Regions from separate parts of the Homo sapiens genome. Here region 2 is linked to region 1. The links are chromatin loops, found by intact Hi-C in ENCODE. Cell type or tissue: psoas muscle. All regions are shown on one strand. Each heading gives the region's core, and the rest is flanking DNA. Links, peaks and the distances in the headings are about the cores only.

The links. Peaks named below come from ENCODE experiments on the same cell type or tissue, not always from the same donor. Only the 100,000 strongest peaks of a DNase experiment are listed, where the experiment ranks them.
Region 2: a loop joins it to region 1, with 4 times the contacts of the local background. A loop is called at or near these places in 2 of 110 quality-filtered maps.

The regions. Positions count from the first base shown.
Region 1 is chr2:126,967,157-126,977,057 of GRCh38, forward strand. No RefSeq gene overlaps it. Among named protein-coding and RNA genes, the nearest start is that of TEX51, 73 kb to the left of the region's middle. RefSeq lists an enhancer at 3,809-4,776. In psoas muscle, for the core only: a CTCF peak has its summit at 5,034 (motif pointing left); DNase peaks (open chromatin) are centred at 4,555, 4,655 and 5,045; H3K4me3 peaks cover 1,245 bases; H3K27ac peaks cover 709 bases.
Region 2 is chr2:126,638,473-126,648,373 of GRCh38, forward strand. No RefSeq gene overlaps it. Among named protein-coding and RNA genes, the nearest start is that of GYPC, 13 kb to the right of the region's middle. RefSeq lists enhancers at 6,244-6,293, 6,374-6,473 and a cis regulatory region at 6,649-7,312. In psoas muscle, for the core only: a CTCF peak has its summit at 5,243; a DNase peak (open chromatin) is centred at 5,209.

The DNA.
Region 1 (9,901 bases), core at 1,030-9,029:
AAAAGTAGTTGCTTCAAATATTTTGTTCAATTTTATAGTTGTTTAATGTGAAATGATATGATACACTGAGTCTAAGATGGTCCCCTGTTTTCTCTGACTCTTAATGTTTATTCCCTTCGTGTGTGGGAAGGATCCGTGACCTGCTTCTAACCATATAGAATATGCCAAAGGTGATGGGGCTTACAGGCATATGTGTACCTGATTTCTGAATATGGGTATATTACATAAGATAGTAGTGCCTGTTCTATTGCAGTCTCTCCCTTTCCCCTGCTGACTTTGAAGAAGCAAACTGTGATGTTATAAGCTGCCTGTGGGGAGGGCCATGTAGCAGGAAACTAGAGGGTAATCTCTTACCACAGCCAATGCACACAACTAGGGCTCTTAGTCCAGCAGCTTCCAGGGAACTGATGAGACCCCAGCCATGGTCAATACCTTGATTGCAGTCTTACAGAAATCCAGTTAAAGAGTGCCCAGAATCCTAACCCATAGAAACTATGAGATAATAAATGGGTGATATTTTAAGCTATGAAGTTTGTGGTACTATTGTTATGCAGCCAAAGACAATACAGATAAGTCTGATCCTACCAACTCCTTTGTGACCATCCTTCCTTTGTTGGCAACCATAGACCTCCATGGGCCTAGGAAAGGTTAGGGGATGAGGTGTCTTATGCATCATGAATTCTCAACTAACAGACACCTCCCAATCTCTTTTAGTATATGCCTCAAAGCATCCCCTTTTATCCCAGTATTCAACAGTCCATTCTTAGAGCTTCTTTATTCTTTGAATTAAACATTCATCCATTCAACAAAGTTGTACAAAGTCTCCTATATGATAGTCCCCATGCTTGGCACTGAGGAAGAAAAGATGAGTTAAGCATTGTCCCTGCCTTCAATAAAGGCACAATGCAACTCACTTTATATATTTATCTTATTTAGTATTCACAATAGGCCTATGAGGTGGGCACCATTATTGTCTGTATTTTGCAAATTAGGAATTAACACTCAAAAAGGTTGAATCACTCATCATAGACATACGGCTAATGTGTAGTATAACTGGGTCATAATTTGAACTCAGGATTTTTTTATGCCAAAGTCTTCCCATTACATCATACTAAATTACTGCCTAGTGTGGGAGACAGACAAAAGAAAAACGTTATTATAACTCACTGTAATGAATACTCTACTAGAGGAAGCAAGGAGAGACTAGGGAGCAGAGAGAGGAAAGTTTTGAAATCAAGAAAGGTTATCATGGGAAGTGGGCAGCTGAGCTGGATCTTTCTGGCTATCAAAGACAGAAGCAGTGCTGGGTCAGAGAGACCAGCAGGAGGGCAAAGCCACACAGTGTGGCACCTGCTGGGGAGAATCCACTCAGTCATGGTGGTGGATGGAAGTGTGGGAAGAGTGGCATGTAGGGGAGGATTCCAGTCACTAGGATGAAAGCGCGAGGATGGGAACTAGATGGTGAGGGTCTCCCTTATGGCATGAGGAAGCATGGCAGGATGACTCAGACCACTGAAGGCCACGGGACCTCTGACCACAGGGGAATCTGGGACAACCAGTGTCAGCCACTCTGCACCAGGCATGCCATGGCTGCCTCCCTATCATTCCCACTAAGAGAAAATGCTCCACCCATGGCCTTTGCTGAAGAGGTGGTCTATGGAACCGTGACTATACCCATGACCTCATGCTTCTGTCCACAGATGATTGACCCAGGACTAGATATGCATTTTTGCTTTCCTCCTGGGTCCATGTAATTAGCACAGCACACCAGGAGATCCTGCAGGTGTGGCTGAGATGCAGACCTTGAGGATCAGGACCATCGTGGGCACCAAGGCTGTCCAAAGCCACAGATGAGCTTAGGTACCAGAGCATCCAACAAGTCACAGACCAGCCAGTCTACAGAGGAAAATAGATGAGTGGAGCAGAAACCCAGAGGGATGCAGTGGTGAAACTGAGACCCCAAAGGAACAGAGGAGGAAAGATGGCCTGAGGAACTCCCTCCTGACTCCCCATTTCTCACAAGGTCAAGTTGTATGTCCTGTTCCTCAATGCCAAAAGAATTCCCTACGTACTCACACACACACACACACACACACACAAACTTTTATACATGAGTTAGTTTGAGTAAGTTGCTGTTGGTTATAATGAATGACTCCTGTTCTGTTCAAGACCCTTGATTGCACGTGACAAAAACCCCGCACTGACTTGTTCCATCACAAAAGGATGTGCTCAGTCATATAACTGAGAAGGATGGGGTGGGAGTGGGGTTGATGGCATCCCACACAACTGAATCCAGGATGCAGGTCATGCCCTTGGTGAGCCATTCTGCTGGCAACCCAGAGTCACATTCTTCCAGGACTGCGACCCCATGGGAAGAGACAGTCTTTCCACTACCAACAGGAGAAAAATCCTGGGGAAAAACTCGTGCCAATCCCTGTGATCTGCAGAAGACCTGAGGACCAGGTATCTTACCCAAAAAAGGAAGAAAAGGGAGGTCCCTGCTGGGTGGCCCAATATAATAGCTACCACATTTCTAAACTAAGCTGGAACCAAAGAACAGGCAGCCCATTCACTGCAAACAACCTAAGATACACAGAGAATCCATTAATACCTGGTCCACACAACTCAAGCATGTGAGCAAATGGAAAGCCCTTGGGGGTCTACCCTCTCCCCACCTGCCTCCAAACACCAGGCCGACAGGGGTGCCCCGGATTATAGGAAGCAGCTGGCAGAGCAGAAGGAGTTCAGTCCATCAGAGACCTAGACGTGTGTCTCAAATCTGCTGTTCACTAGCTGTGGGATCTTGCGCAAACTGCAGGACCTCTCTGAGACTCCAGTTTTCATTAATAGAATGGAAGAAAAATTGTCCACATCACAAAGTAACTGTGAGGTTTACATCATGATGAAAAGGTCTATAATGTTAAATAAAGAAAAGAGACAGAAACACAAGAGGCAATATTATACATCCAGGTAGGCTGCATACAGCCCTGTGAAAAATTCCTGCACGCAGAAAACATCAAAAACTATGCAAGTGACATCAGTGGTTATCTCTGAGCAACAGAGCTTGAGGAGAAACTGTTTCTGACTGATCACATTTCTTCCTATTTGTCATGTCATACCTGAGAATTTGAGTTTTTGGCTCTCCAATTCTGCTGTGGCAATGCCCTGCCCCCGACAGCAGGCAATGGTCATACTCATTTTTCAGTTGCCCAAACGGGACAATTTCAGTGTAAAGGGCATTACTAAGGATAAGTGAGTTCTGTTACAATAGCAGTATATTCTGTTGTGAGTTCTGTTACAATATCAGTATATTCTTCTATGTCTGCATTATACATGCCCCAACAGAATAAAGGTCTTTTCCTTTAACATCGGGGGAGAACCTTTTTCTTCAACCACTATCTTGAGATGAATCCCAATCCCTCATACTGTAAATTCAGTGCTATCTTCCCATGTCTGGCCCTTCCTTCAGAGACAGCAGTCAGATGGCATTCCCCAACTGCACATGATTCTCCCACACAGCCCATCCTTCCAGAATCCTCCCAGCCAGCCAGCTCCCTGCTCCTCCACTCCCTGCCATAAATGGCTCAGAAGGGCCCTTCGCATGCCAGTCATCCTTGTCCTCCTGCTGTGAAGATTCCTGAGCTACAAACACAGTAGGGCTTTGCTTTCTGGGCAGGCAGTGCGTTGGCAGAAGCACATGCTTCTCAGAGAAAGGCCCCCTGGAATGTAGAGACTGCTCTCCCCTTCTCTAGCGGGGTGAGTCCTGCAAGTCATTAACAGGGGTTTGGAGAAGGGGGTGAGTCCTGCAACTCACTAACAGGGGTTCAGCTTTGTCATCTATAAAATGGGGGCAATTTTACTCACCTTACAGGGTTACTTTGAAGATTAAAGGTAATGAAAGTAAAGCACACAACCTGGTACCTCAAAAGCTTCCAATGAATGTGGCTTTTGTCCCTGGGAAAGTTAACTCCTAGCCAGCTACCTAAGCAAGAGCCTCCCTGGCTCCCTCGAAGCCTGCTCTCTGCCTCTGACCCTCTCCTGGGGGTTGTAAAGATCTGTAAAAGTCTGGTGGAATAAGTGGTAGCTCTCGTAGCATAGGGCTCCATTTGGCGGACGGGAAACCGAGGCCCGGAGACATCAAGCTCTAGGGAAGGTTAAAGCCGGCCGCCAAATTCCTCGTCCCTCTCTCCAAGAGGCGGCATCTGTTTTCCTGCCCTTGGGTCGGCCTGGCCCTGAGAGGTCAGCAGGAGTCTGCGGCAGTGGCTCTGTGCCTATCTGGGTCTCGCCTTGCGGAGGAACTTCCTCTTCTCCCCTCCTCAACACTGGCTTTTAGGGTCCTCCCTGGAGGAGCACAGCCACAGGAGCGGCTCGCGTGGGCACTGACTACGGTCGGGAGCCCCAGCCAGCTCCCAGTCGACAGTCAGCACCACTGCCAGCCCCGGGAGGGCCAGCCCCGTGGGAGGACCAATCCCGTGGAGGACCAGCCCCGTGGGAGGACCAGTCCGTGGAAGACCAGCCCTGTGGGAGGACCAACCCCGTGGAGGACCAGCCCCGTGGGAGGACCAGCCTGTGGAGGACCAGCCCCGTGGGAGGACCAGCCTGTGGAGGACCAGCCCCCTGGGAGGACCAGCTCATGGAAGACCAGCCCCGTGGGAGGGCCAGCCCAGTGGGAGGATCAGCCCCCTGGGGTGTCAGCCAGCCGAGCCTGCAAATGCAGCAGCCCCAGTCGACACCACGTGGATCAGAAGAACTCGTAGAAACGTGCGAGAATAAAATGGTAGTTTTAAGCCACTGAGTTTGGGGGTTGCTTTGTTTCATAGCCAATATTAATAGATACCCGAGGCATTGGTTTTGGCGAGGGCCACGCACAGCGCAGGTCGGGGCCTGGGAGCCCTGCAGGGATCAGATGGGGGCTAGGGGAATCTGGTCAGGCCCAGAGCCGGGTTCCCGACCCCAGCTCCGAAGCAGCTTTCTGGCTACGGCCGCGCAAGCCGCGGAGCCAACTGCGGGGCTCTATCTCCCCCTGGCGGAGCAGAGCTGGTACTTCAGAGCGCTGCCTGACAAGCCCGCTCCCCCGCGCCACCTGCTCGCCCTATTTCTGGACCCGGAGCCGGCCCCTGGCCCCGGAGGCCTCCAGCTGCCAGGATAGCTCGGCTGTGAGGCCGGGCCTGCGGCTGTACCAGCCCTGGCTGCCTGGGTCAACAAGAGTGCCAGCCCCCGGTGCTCAACCGGGCTGCCAATGGGGTTGGAGAAGACAGCAGGAAGCACTCTCCTAATAAATGAGGGGCTTCTGGAGAGGAGCTGGAAGCAGGGCTGGCACTGGAGGGGCTGCCTTAAGATACGCCTGCCCAGGGGCTCGGCCAGCAGGCAGAGGCCTTGCCTTCATCAGCACTGGGCCTTGCAGGGCCTAATGAAGACAGTCCCGGAACGGGAGTGAGGCTCCAGAGCTAAGGGGTCAGCCAGCCCCTCCCCTCCGCCCACAGGGAATGCCACCCAGCTGTAACGTCTGGTTTGTTCATGTAGTAAAATATGCATCACAAGAAGTTTGCCACTTTAACCATGTTGAAGTGGCATTAAGCGCATTCACATTGCTGTGCAACCATCTGCACCTTCCGTCTCCAGAACTCTGCCTCTTTCCAAACTGAAACTCTGCACCCACAAAACACTAATTCCCCCTTCCCCTTCCTCCAAGCCCCTGGCACCCACCATTCTACTTTCCATCTGTATGAATTTGCCTATTCTGGGGACCCCATGTAAGTGCAATCGTACGGTATTTTGTGACTGGTTTCTTTCACTCAACATAATGTCCTCAAGGTTCATATTCGCTGCAGGTACATGCTGCGTTTTGTTTATCCTTCATCTGTCGATGGACACCTGGGCTGCTTCCACCTTTGACTATTGTAAATAATGCACTATGAACGTGGGTATACAGATATCTGTTTCAGTCCTTCCTTTCACCTCTTTCTAGATATTGTAAAAAGTACTCTTTTGCCTCTCCCTCTGTTGACCACAAAATGAAGAGATGTAAACCTGCCTACCCAACCCCACACCCTGTACCAAAGGCTGGCTTGCGATCAAAACTCCCATTCCTAAGCCCCTTGCCTTTCCCACCAGTTTAATAAAAGTGAACATTGACAGAGCAGTGACCACATGGCACTGCCTTACAGACACTTTAATTCCCTCAGCAACCCTGGGAGGGAGGCATGATTATCTTCCTACTTTACAAATAAAGAAACTAAGGCTCAGAAAGGGCACAGACCCCACTGAAGTCACCGGCTGATAGGTTGCAGAGTCACAACTTGAAGTCAGGCCCATGTGAGTCCAAACTGGCTCCACACCCACACCCTGCTCCACACAGCCCCGCCCCAGCCCCCAACATGAGCAGCCCATCCTCTGCGGCTCCCTCCTGTCTCCCAAGCCTGACTGTTGATACTGTTTCTCCATCTTTCATCTTTTTCTTCCCCTGCTGGACAAAAAGTCATGCGGTCCTTCCCTCTAGGGGAGGCTGTGTGGTACATGGCTGACCCTGCTAGATAAGCAGCAGCCCTAGTTACCTTGGGAGCCGAGGCGTGCCCCAGCCACTCTCCCTGGCCCCAGCTCAGGACAGCAGTGAGGACTGTACCCCTGGCAGTGGCTTCTGGGTGATGTTAGGGGAAAGGAGACAAAGGGCTCTCTCAGCCAGCGCCTACTCATTCTCACCTCACTGGATGGGTCACCCTTCCCAGGAGGCAGAGCCCTGCAGTGACCTACAGGCAGCTTCAGCCCCAGGCCCTGCCTGTGCTCCCTGGGAGGTCAGGACAGGGCCAGGTGGGTGCCAAAGTCCAGAAGGATGAGTCTCAGTCTTCCAGAGCAGCCATTGGCAGAAAGTCCCTGAGGACACAGACCCTTGGCTCCAGTTGACTGAGACATTTGTGTTCAGTCTCCCTTGACCAGACCCAAGAGAGGAAGAAGGTGGCAGATGGAGTGGCTGGCTCAGCATCCAACCGCCTGGGAACCCCCACCAGGGAGGAAAGGATTCACCTAGGGAATGGCTGGACCTCATATGACAGAGGGGGACACCTTGACAACTGAGTTTCACCCCAGACACCATCATCAGGGCAGCAGCCAACAAGGCCCAGCAGCAAAGGGCCCAATCCTCTGTCCACAGTGGGTGTCTATCGCCCCAGTGCTGGGGTCAGGGGTGAGAAGTAGGGGGCAGGTTTCTTCACAGTCCTAGGGAATAGCTGTGTGTGCTCTCTGCTCTCAGCTTTCAGAAGCTCAAGCTCCAGCCTCAGCATCAAAAAAACACACAGAACCTCAGAGCCACACACCTTGAAGACCATCCCATCTAGTCACAGGTTTTTAACTGGATGATTTCAGAGTCTGTGAACCCTTAAACCCAAACGAAATGAGGCTAAGTGGGGATTTTTCTGAGCAGAGTCCGTAGCTTTCATCATGTACAAGGTGGTTCATGATGCAGGAACTGTCCAGACCCCCAAAAACCCTCCTTCTCAGGTGGAAAGTTTAAGGGGCTGGGAGGGAAAGGGGCCTGTCCACGGTCACACAACACATTGGACCACAGGGCCAACCCTGGATCCCAGGCAGCCTGGCCCCACGAGGGTGCAGAAACCCTCCACAGCCCCCACAGACTCCACAGCCCTGGTCTCGGGAGGTAAGAGGACTGGCCACTGAAGCGGGAGGAGGGGTGGAGGGGAAGGGAGACGGGCAGTACATGACCATGGACGCCTCCGTGAGGAAGCAGCTTCCTGCTGGAAATGAAACTGGCCCAATGGTCCTATGGGCCTGATATGTACAGGTTTTTTGAATAAACATAGAAATTGACCCTCCCTGGTCTTACAACTTGAAACTTAGTAATGCCAGAACTCTGGGAGGCCGAGGCAGGCAGATCGCCTGAGGTCAGAAGTTTGAGACCATCCTGGCCAACATGGTGAAACCCTGTCTGTACTAAAAATACAAAAATTAGCCGGGCGTGGTGGCGCACCTGTAGTCCCAGCTACTCAAGAGTCTGAGGCAGGAGAATCACTTGAACTCGGGAGGCAGAGGTTGCTGTGAGCCAAGATCGCGCCACTGCACTCCAGCCTGGCAACAGAGCAAGAATCTGTCTCAAAAAAAAAAAAAAAAAGAATTGTCTTACTTGACTTCCTTCCTGGGAAACCAACCCTCAGGCAAGGGACTGAAACTCACCAGATCATAACATCCACCCCTCATTCATTGTGATTTCTTCCTTACCCTCCTAAGTCCTGTTTCCCCACCTTCCCTGCTATTAAAAACCCCAATAGTAGTAGGTCGAGGAGATGGATTTGAAACTGAATTCCCGTTCTCTTGGCTGGTGTCCCCAAATAAAAAGCCTCCTTCCCTAGCGATACTCATCTCTGGCGAGCAACGGGACCCAGACCAAACCCCTAGTGTTTTTGGTAACAGAAAGAGCGCTTTGAATACTATAAACTTCAACAAATGTAGGGAGCAGTAAATGAAGAGAAAATTGCCTTGGTCAAAAACATAAGGAAGTTGTGCATAAAAACAGTAGAAAAAATGTTCCCCAAGACTCCTTAAAGATTTAATGTATTTAGAGCCAGTTTTACAAACATAATAATTACAGAGTAAAAAAAATATGTTCTTTTGGGTCAGATATGCAATGGAAAAAGGGTAAGAAAAGGGATTATAGAAAGCATTTAGATTTCATGCACATTGAGCAATAGACCAAAAAGTAGAGTTTGGAAGGTGCCCAAGTTTCAGGATTTAAATTCTGCCCTCTGTTATTCACTATATGGAAGAACTTTCATCATTGAATGGTTCAACCATGTACATCTTTTACATAACTTCCTAAGTTAGTGGGTGATCAGTAAAATTGCCCAAGCAAGAAAGAGCCCAAGACAAAAAAAAAAGAAAAAATAGGAACCCCAGCCTTCAAGAAAACAGTGCTGCTGTGTCTACCCTGAGTGCAGCAGGGCAGCAGCTTCAGTGGAGGCCAGGCAGGGCCTCCAGAGCGGGAGCCTAGGTGTCCCTCCACGAGTCCCCAGGGCGGCTGTGGTCAGCCCTCCCCCTGGCCTCCTGAGGTCACTCTCAGGGAACAGGTTCTGGCCTAGTATCTCCCAGCTGCTCCACCTCCTGGGATTGGAAGGTGGCCTGGATCTGTCTGGTCATTAACGCGTGTTTAGGTAGCAAAACAATGTAAAGTGTATGTTTTTTAAGACTGCAAATGTTGGAGTCTCCTCTGCAGGCTCCCCAGGCACAGTGGCCAGCCCTTTCGGGCCCCAGCCAGCTTTTTAGCTAGTTTCGCAGAGCCCAACCTCAGCTGAAATTCTGAGAGAACAGGACCTCGCTGTGGGAGGCGGAGCCCGGGGGGCCAAGCCCACACCTCTGCCCTCCTTTCTTCCAGCTTTTCTTTTAGACTGGACGGCCTGGTAGGGAGCATCCCAGAGCATGAGGGCTCTGCCAGCAGAAGGCATTTGAATTTAATTCTGGTGAAAGGCCCAGGGGCCAGCGTCCCTGTGTCTGTGTAGCACCCCAGGACTCTTGGAGGCCCGGTAGGCCCACCCAGCAGGGACACAAGCCCCAGAGAGTCCCCAGAGAGGCCGAGATGTGAAGACCCCTGGGACTGCTCGACGGGAGGCGAGAAGAGACCTCACAGCCAGAAGAGGGGGAGCTGCCCCTGCTGGCCCTGCCCTGCCCGACTCACGCAGCGAGGTGCCGCATCAGACTGAAATGTAATTAGAGTGTAATGCAAGCCAGGACGCGCGGAGACTCTTAATTGAAAATTCCATTTCCAGCCCCATCACGGCTCACAGCGCCGATGCTATCAGAGATAGACGCGGCCAGCACCCGCAGCTCAGCCCCACACACCCCACCCAGCCAGCACCACCCCGCCACTGCCCCCCACTTCGTGCTGCAGGGCCTGCGC
Region 2 (9,901 bases), core at 1,069-9,068, 330 kb before region 1:
ACAAACAACAACAAACAGTCCCCACTTGAGTGGACTGAAGAGAGAGCAATGTCCTCAGGGAAAGCAGGGCTCCTGAAAGAGCATGAACATTAGGTCACATTTAATGAGAAGTCAGAGAACACAGAGAAAGTTTTTGACAAGACTGTGAATTCCAGGGCACCTGGTGGAAGGGTTTGGAGGAGTAGGAGTAATGGGAGATGGATTTCCATGAAGGGCCTTAAGAAGAGACTGGGAAACTTGGAACTTTGGGTGGTGACTCCAGTAAGCAGGGATATTGACAATGGTATTGGCTTGATGGTGTACTGGGAGAAGGTAGGTTATCATTTCTACTTATAGCCTCTGGAATTGCTTTTCACGTGCAATGGGGAAGCAGGGTCGGTTCTTTAAGGAGATCACAAAGCTGTGGGCATCCCCAATGCATCACTTAACCATGCCGTAGGCAGAGTTGAAGCTGGGAGGCCTATCTGAGTCATTTCTTTGTACTGTCCACGTGCCTTTTTTTGGAAAAAAGGTCATTCATTTAAATGAATTGCTGCTAAATTTCGTCTTACTAAATCAAGTCCATTTTCTCAGCCAGTTGAGATGTTTTTGATATCGTATGCTTTCCCTGTGGTTTACAAGTTTTCTTCAAGAATTAAAAAAATAATTCAAATAGTACAGAGAGCTTTTGTTTGAAAAGCAATCCTCTCCCACATACACCCTACCCACAGCCCTGCTCTCCAAAAGCCCTTTCACCATCTTTGATTATAGGTTTCCAACGGGTTACTTCATTTTTCTAGATAATATGCTTATTATCCTAGTTTTGGACTCACCAGCTTCAAACAATGTCTATTGGCTTTCATGCAGGTAATTCTTCATTTACCCAACCTAGATTCATTCTCCCCTACTCTGTGCCCAGGAGATGGGGGCAGACTGCAAGGGCTTCATCAGCAGAACATGCAGGTAGGTTAGGCCAGAGTGGGCCCCACCTGCCCCAACCTCCCTCTGTGCTTCTGCAGTGCTATGCTCCGATAAAGCAACAGGGGAGGGGAGGCCCCTCACCCAAGGCCCCCACCTGGCCCAGCTCCAGTAACAACATTCGTCTCCTGTCCCTTAAGACCTAAGGGTGGTGCTTGTGCTGGGATGAGAGGCCCTTAACCCAGCCCACAGCTCTGAAATGAGTTCCCCTCAAAATACTCTGTGCCTCGTTAACCTCTTTGAGTGTGCCCATCATCTTTGTCACTTCAGGATGCTGCTGACTCACCTCGCATACGAAGGATGGCAGTTCAACACTTTGACATCACTCTCCACATCATTTTTCATTGCTTTCTCCAAATACTGGACACTTTTATAATTACATTTGGTTCTCCCCTGAGTTGATTTTCTCTGCAACTTTAAACAATATGGTAAAGCACGTGTTCCTCTGTGATCCAATGTCATCTGCCTCTCAACCTCCCTGTGCAAAGTAGACCGTCAGCATCCTCTCCCTTCCCTCCACTTCTCACCTCCTCCTCCTACTTGCCACTGATAGGCCTGGACTTGCACAATTTCAATCTCACCAAAAATCACATTCAATTCAGTGACCCTGATTATCTTCAGTGTGTGTGTGTGTTTTTCTATAGGCTCATTCTAAACCGGAATACCAACGAAGTGACAACAAGTAATCGTATCCGATTTTGCCACTGCAGAGCCAAGTGGGGTGAGAGGCTTGTCTCCTGTTTTTGGGGTTCCACTTCTTGGCCCCTGTACTTCCCCAGGGAAAGTGCCCCCAGCCTGGGGCTGCAATGGATTAACGTTCCTCACACTCCATCAGTGGCCCAAAGTGATGCTGTACTTTAGTTATAGCTTCAGATTTGGCCCATGGCTTATTTGTACAGCTTTTTGTTTTCTGGGGTTTCGGCCAACATTTTTCCTTGTGGAAAAACAAAGTATGCATTCTCACCACGTTTTCAGGTGTCTCCAGCCATTCAATCACCCTGTTTCTCCTGTGGAGCCTCCTTTTCATTTTTTTCTGCAGCGTTGTCCCTCCAGAAGTTTGCCATTCTCCAGAACTAAAATGAAACCCTGTGGGTCCCTCCACCGCCCTCCAGGCACACCACTGTGGCCCGATCCCGGGGCTCTTCTCCTTGCCATTCTCCCTGCTCTAATAGATTTTCTTTTCCAACAGCTTTCTTCTGTGTAAAAAACTTTTTCAGTCTTTAAATCTCCAAAGATGTCTTTATTTTCTCTCACAGTCAATTGATCTTTTAGCCAAGTATAAGATTTAAGGTTCAAAGACATCTCCACCTGAACTTTGAAAGCACTGATCTGTTGTCTGCTAGCTTCTGCATTATTGATGTGAGTTCTAAGGCCAGTGTGTGACTTTATTTGCTGTAGAAGCCTCTCTCTCTCTCTACCCACGTCATTTGTGAAGCTTTTAAAACCTTTCTCTTTAAAATATTTGTTCTGTAATTATATTATGTATATGTGTGTTGTGTGTGTGTATATATAGATAGATAGATACAGATATAGATAGATGTAGTCTTTAAATTCAGCCATTTCAGTCTGAAGACTATCTTTCATTAGCTCTGAGATATTTTCTTCTGTTTCTTCTCTTCATTCTTGTTTGTCTTCTTCATATATATACACATCACATATATAGTTATACCTATAGATATATATACTTAGGTATATAGAATGATATGTATATATAGTTATATATCTGCAGTTATATATATATAACTCTCTCCCTTCATTTTTTCTGTTCTCTCTTTGGGAAGTTCATATTACTTGGAGGTCCTTATATTATCTATCATTTTTTCTATAGTGTTTTATCTTGTTTTTCTCTTAGTCTAGAAGATTTTCTTTAGCTTTAACTTCCAATTTTTTTAAACTTTTATTTTTATTTTTGAGACATCATGGCAGAATGCAAAGTGGGAGCAGGCACGTCACATGGCAAAAGCAGGAGCGAAGCCGGGCGTGATGGCTCAAGCCTGTAATTCCAGTACTTTCTGAGGCCGAGGTGAGCAGAATACTTGAAGTCAGGAGCTCAAGACCGGCCTGGCCAAAATGAGGAAATCCCATCTCTACCGAAAACACAAAAAATTAGCCAGGCATGGTGGCACACATCTGTAATCCCAGCTACTCAGGAGGTTAAGGCAGGAGAATTGCTTGAACCTGGCAGGCAGAGGTTGCAGTGAGCTGAGTTCGTGCCACTGCACTCCAGCCTGGGTGATAAAGCGAGACTCTGTCTCAAAAATAAATAAATAAAATAAAGCTGGAGCAAGAGAGAGAATGGGAAGGTGCCACACACTTCTAAAGAATGAGATCTTAGGATAACTCACTCACTATCTTGAGAACAGTACCAAGAGCAATGGTACTAAACCCATGAGAAACCCACCCAATAATCCTATCACCTGTCCCCAGGCCCCACGTCTAACATTGGGGATTATGTTTCAATATGAGATGTGGGCAAGGCATACATCCAAACTACATCAGGAGGCATTCACTTCCCACACTAGTGGCTTTCTTACAGTTTCTTAGAGACATCCACACTTTTTTGTCCCTGTGGATAAACTTTTGTGGCCTGCCTGACATTTTGTACCCAGAAGTGGGGAAGTGGGGAGGATATACATGCTCCTACTGCAAGCAGAGACCTTCAACCCTTGTCTTCATCCCTAGTTCAGACCCCCACCCTCCAACCAGCCATCTCTGAGCCCAGACCCCTGTGGCTCTGGCAGTCTAAGACCCCCGCACCCCGCACGCACACACACCCTTCCTCTGGGCTTCCTTTGGGCTGCAGTCCCCAGCTCTCTGTTGCCTCCCCCTCAGCACACTCCCACACCCCATCCAGCAGCCAGGAATTCCCAAAATCTCACAGGTGGCTGGAGGAACCCCTGTGCAGCTCGCAAGCTTATTTCTTCCAGTATTCCTTTATACAATTGGAATGGGCTCCCCAGAGGGAGAGAGTACAAAACATGCTAAATCTATGAACTTGAGCCAAATACTCAAAGGAACTTATAAATGAGAAAAAAACAGTTAAGAAATAAACAGTCACCCATATCCCATGGCCTTGGTATGACCATTCCTACCTGTGGGTGGAAGTAGTTATATCTGGATGTGGTCATGGCACAGCTAATCCACGCATGTGTGTTTATTTCACATGGTATTTTCTAGTTTTTTCTATAGCGTTATGAAGCCTTTGTCTTTATCATCATTAATGAAGCTGCAAACCTCCCAGGAGAGCCTGCCTCAACCCTCCAGAGCACGTCAGACACAGATGTCATTAACCTACGTGGGGGCAAAGTCACTAAGCAAAGCGGTAGGTGGCGAACCAGGAACGAGAGGCCACATCTGCCACATTCTAAATCCTGCTCTGTCCTTGCTTGTGAGACCATTCTGGAAATTTAATGAGGTTACCTAGCAAAGCTTATAGCAAAATTGTGGCAAACATCATTACCATTCTGTTCCCACTTCTTGGTAGCTGTTGGGGCTCAGAAAATAATACCCCAAGGTGTGGTGCTTGGACGCACTGAGTGCTTTGAACTAAGGAGCAGTCTCAGAACCAAGGTCTCTCTGACTCTCCCCCTGCCCCCTGTCTCTGGATCCTATTTCTCTCCCAAAGCACGTGGAGGGGCTTTCTCTGAAGTTTTCCTTGGGAAGTTTCTCCAAAAGAAATTCAATTGTCATGAATCCCCTCCCTGGTATCTACATTAACAAAAGAAGGTGAATTCTTACTGCAGAGAAAGAAACTAAGTCTCCACACCCAGGATACCATGTCCAGACGACTATCCAGGACACCATGCCCAGACAGACTTTTCACCTATTCTTCACAGGGCTAGATTCTGAGAGACCCCATCTGCATAATTCCCAAATTCCTGTCTCCTGTTGGCCAAAAAGAGAAAAAGCCACAACAAAAGGCCTAAGGAGGAGCTGCTTTCATCCCTTAGTGGGCTCCAGAGCTCAGCAGGGAGCAGCTCGAGATGCAATGTGTTAGTTCAGTGTCATACCAACAAATTATACCCAAAGGGAAAAGGGCTGGGACCCAAACAAGGCTTCCTGAAAGTTGGTAACTCACTCCCTCATTGTTGGAAGTTTTTAACTGAACCTCTTTCGGCAGCTCCCTGCCTCCTCTCCTTGTGTCTCAGGTGTCCAGCATGAATCACCCCCATGCAGCTGTGCCGTGGCACCAGGAGTCCATGGGGACATGGGGATGTGGGAGGTGGGAAGGGAGCCCAAGGAGAGTGAGCTGGCAGCACTGCCATGGCAGGGCTTTAGAGGGCGACAGCCCTGGTTGGAATTCCAGCTCAGGCACCGAGCCGCTGTGCGAGAGTCACTCCTCTGGTCCTCAGCTTCTGTCAAATGAAGAGTGAACAGGAAAATAAACAAAAACAAAGCACCACCTGTTGTGACAATTAGCTGTGACAGTTAATAATACTCATATGCTCAGGAAATGGGTCCTATAATCCTGTGCCTGCTGCCATGCATTTTTAGGGAAAAATACACACTTCCTGGAGCATCTGAACCACCCAGGTTGCCTATGTGTTGCCTCCTTTTTTCACTGACTTGCTAGAAATTCAAGCTCCTCCTCACGTTTCTCTGGGCTCTTTCTTTTTTCTCCCCTCAGTCTGAAGCTTCCCAACTTTTCTCAACCCCAGTCCATAGACATCGGCTTTTAGAGTGCACACCAGCAGTTGAGGCTGGCCTATGCATCGCCTCAGCCCACCCCAGACCACCCAGTGTTCCCATTGAGTTTTTATGCTCTTCCTGTTCTCTTAGAGATGCCCATTAGGAAGCTTCCAGAAGGGGGCCATTCTGGATGCTGAAAGATCTACCCTTGAATGAGGTGCTGCTGTAAGTCAGGGGAGTAGACTACAGCTCCCACAGCCTCACACAATGCTTGGGTGCTGTTGGGGCTCAGAAATCAATACCTCAAAATATGGCCCTTTGACATGCTGAACTGAAGAATCCTCAAAGTCTGTCTGGCTTTCCCCTTTCTCAGCTCCCCACCAACACCTCCTGGGTGTTAATCCTCTGTCTCTCCCAAAGCCCAGGATGAAGTTGTTCTCTGAAGTTCCCTAATCTGTCTAAAGTCTGGACCTTCCTAAGAAGAAAACATGATCCCTGGTCCCTTCCCTGGGCTTTCATTAACTGAACTCACATGTCAGGAAGAAAGTCTGAAGTCTGTCAACGCACCTGGGCAGACTTTTGTCACAAACCATGGTCTGTTCTTTAGGCACAACAGTTTGTCACAAGCCATTGTATGTTCTTCAAGCCCATTGAATTTCCCTAAAAGTCACTTATTACTCTCCTAAAATTACCCAAACTTCCTAATATGGTTTGGATTTGTGTCCCCACCCAAATCACATGTCGAATTGTAATCCCAGTGTTGGATGAGTGCCCTGGTGGGAGGTGACTGAATCACAGAGGTGGACCTCCCCCTTGCTGTTCTTGTGATAGAGTTCTCAGGAGTTCTCGTTGTTTAAAAGTGTGTAGCACCTCCCCTTTCTCTCTCTTCCTCCTTCTTCAGTCATGTAAGACAGGCCTGCTTCCCTTTCTGCCATGATTGTAAGCCCCAGCCATGCTTCCTGTACAGGCTGCAGAACTGAGAGTCAATGAAGCCTCTTTTCTTTATAAATGCTCCAGTCTCAGGTAGTTCTTTATAGCAATGTGAGAATGGACTAATACACTTCCCCATTTCTCCTTCTCCTAAGAAGAAGGATATAGAAGTACCCCATTGGTTAATTGGGTAATTATTCTACAATGCTCCTATGCTATGCATGTTAAAATAAACTTGTAGACCTTTTCTCCAGCTAATCTGCCCTTTACGAGTTAATTTTTCAGTGAACTTTCAGAGGGCAAGGGAGTTTTCTCTTGGCCCCTATGGTGGTTTCCCATCTATCTGCCTTGCATGGTGACAGCCAGCCTTTAGCAACTTCTAAAAGAAAGAGGATCTATCAGCTCAGTCTGAGCAGGCATGATAAGGTCTCCTCCCTTGCCTGGAGGCACTCATCTGAGCCTCCAAACCACCCCATTAGTGAATTCTCAGAAAGAACATTCTGCTGAGAAAGAGGAGGATAGGTTCCCAGTCAAGGCTGGGAGCTTGTAGCCACTAATCTCTTGGTGTCTAGATCAGGTACAAGGCTGTCTCTCTGTCCCCACCCTCTCTGGTCCCCTCCTCTTACTGTCCACTCCTTTAGAAGGAGCCTGTGGCAGCATGAACAAAATAAACTTCTCCTTCTTGTCCACATCCATCATAAAATATGCATAGCTGGACTTGGGTTTTCTTAAAAGCTACCAACTTGCCAATCATGTAAATCAACCTATGTTTCTGCATTAATTGAAAGAACCAGAAAAAGGCCAAAAGAGAAGATATTTGCAATACACATGAAAAGGTGATGTTTCCTTTTTTGTATAAAAGGTTCACATAAATCAAAAAGAAAAACATTTGCCACTCCTTCCACTCCTTCTCTATTAGTCAGGGTTCTCTTAGAGGGACAGAATTAATAGAATATATATATATATATATATATATATATATAGAGAGAGAGAGAGAGAGAGAGAGAGAGAGAGAGAGAGAAGTTTATTAAGTATTAACTTACACGATCACAAGGTCCCACAATAGGCTCAATAGGCTCTCTGCAAGCTGAGGAGCAAGGAGAGCCAGTCCCAAAACTGAAGAACTTGGAGTCTGATGTTCAAGGGCAGGAGGCATCCAGCAGGGGTGAAAGATGCAGGCTGGGAGGCTAGGCCTGTCTCTCCTTTTTATGTTTTTATGCCTGCCTCTCCTTTTTATGTTTTTATGCCTGCTTTACATTCGTTGGAAGCTGATTAGATTGTGTCCACCAGATTAAGGGTGATCTGCTTTCCCCAGCCCACTGACTCAAATGTTACTCTCTTTCGGCAACACCCACACAGACACACCCAGAATTAATACTTTTTATGCCTCAATCCAATCAAGTTGACACTCAGTATTAACCATCACAAGTTCACCCCTAGTCAACTTGAACCCATACACATCTCCTGAGATCATACATAATCTCCAAATAAAGACAATCATAAGGTCATATTTACATCTAACATAATACAACTATCCTTTGCACAACTGGAAACGCACCAATCCCCAACCCAAATACTATTACATAAAGTTAACAATACTTAAATGTTGATATGAAGTCAATAAATCTTATGTCACATGATAAAAGAAAAAGAATTAAAATGAATATATTTTCTTAGTACAAGTGTATACAAACACAAACATGTTTTTAGCAAAAGAATGAGGAAATATTCATGACAATTACAGTCCTGGTTTCTGCAGCTGGTCATGTGGTCATAGCTGGTATAGATGACTACCTTCTTCTACTACCTATTCTGTATTCCCTTTGCCTTTAACAAACACCTCAGCAGGTTTTGTTATTTTTCCTGGTGGAGTAACCCAAACCTTCATTCCTGAGGGGTCTGGGCCATCTGTAGTCCTGCCTGAATTGAGCTGTTGTAGTTTCCCATTGACCTTGATCACAGGGCACGGTAATACTAAGACACGCTAATGGATCTCTTGTATTCCATGCACACTTTCCCATACCTCCATTGTGGAGTAGTAGACTGATTTCATCTTAGTAGTCCGGGTCAATCACCCTAGCCAACACAGTAACTCCCTTCTTAGCCTGTTGACTTAAAGGTAGGAGGATCCCAAAGTGTCCAGGTGGCGATCTTAACTTCCAGTTTAATGGAATTGTTCTTGTGTCTCCTGGTGGCACTGTTCCTCCCTCTGGAACTAAGACCTCTAGCAGCAGAATGTAATGTCATGGGAACAGGAAGCAAAAATTTTGAGGGGTGATGGTAAGTGATGCCATTTCCATTTTCACCCCGTGATTCCTGGACCTGTGAATCTTGGCTATGGGAGAAACAGTACCATATATTGGATGCTGATGCAGAGCATACATGGCCTTCTGGAGAACTTTGCCCCAGCCCTGCAAAGTATTGTCTCCTAGTTGGCGTTGTAATTGTGACTTCAAAAGGCCATTCTACCATTCTATCAATCCAGCTGCTTCAAGATGATGGGGAACATAGTAAGACCAGTGAATTCCATGAGCATGAGCCCACTGCTACACTTCTTTAGCTGTAACATGAGTGCCTTGGTCAGAGCCAATGCTATGTGGAATACCATGACTGTGGATAAGGCATTCTGTGAGTCCACGGATGGTAGTCTTGGCAGAAGCATTGCATTCAGGACAGGCTAACCCATATCTGGAGTGTCTGTTTCAGTGAGGACAAATTTCTGCCCTTTCCATGATGGGAAGAGGTGCAATATAATCAACCTGCTACCAGGTAGCTGGCTAATCACCCCAAAGAATGGTGCCATGTAGAGGGCTCAGTGTTCATCTCTGCTGCTGGCAAATTGGGCACTCAGCAGTGGCTATAGCCATGTCAGCCTTGGTGAATGGAAGTCCATGTTGCTGAACCCATGCGTAACTTCCATCCCTGCCACCATGGCCAGTTTGTTCATGGGCCCATTGGGCAATGACAGGGATGGCTGGGGAAAGAGTCTGAGTGGAGTCCACAGAATGAGTCATCCTATCCACTTGATTATTAAACTTCTCCTCTGCTGAGGTCACCCATTGGTGAGCACTCACATTGGATACAAATATCTTCACAGTTTTTGAACACTCAGAGAGGTCCATCCACATACCTCTTCCCCAAATTTCTTTGTCACCAATTTTCCAATCATGTTTCTTCCAAATTCCTGACCATCCAGCCAAACCTTTGGCTATGGCCCATGAATCAGTATGTAATCACACATCTGACCATTTCTCCTTTCATGCAAAGTGCACAACCAGGTGTACTGCTTGAAGTTCTGCCCACTGGGAAGATTTCCCTTCACTGCTGTCCTTCAGGGATGTCCTAGAAAGGGGCTGTAGTGCTACAGCTGTCCACTTTTGGGTGG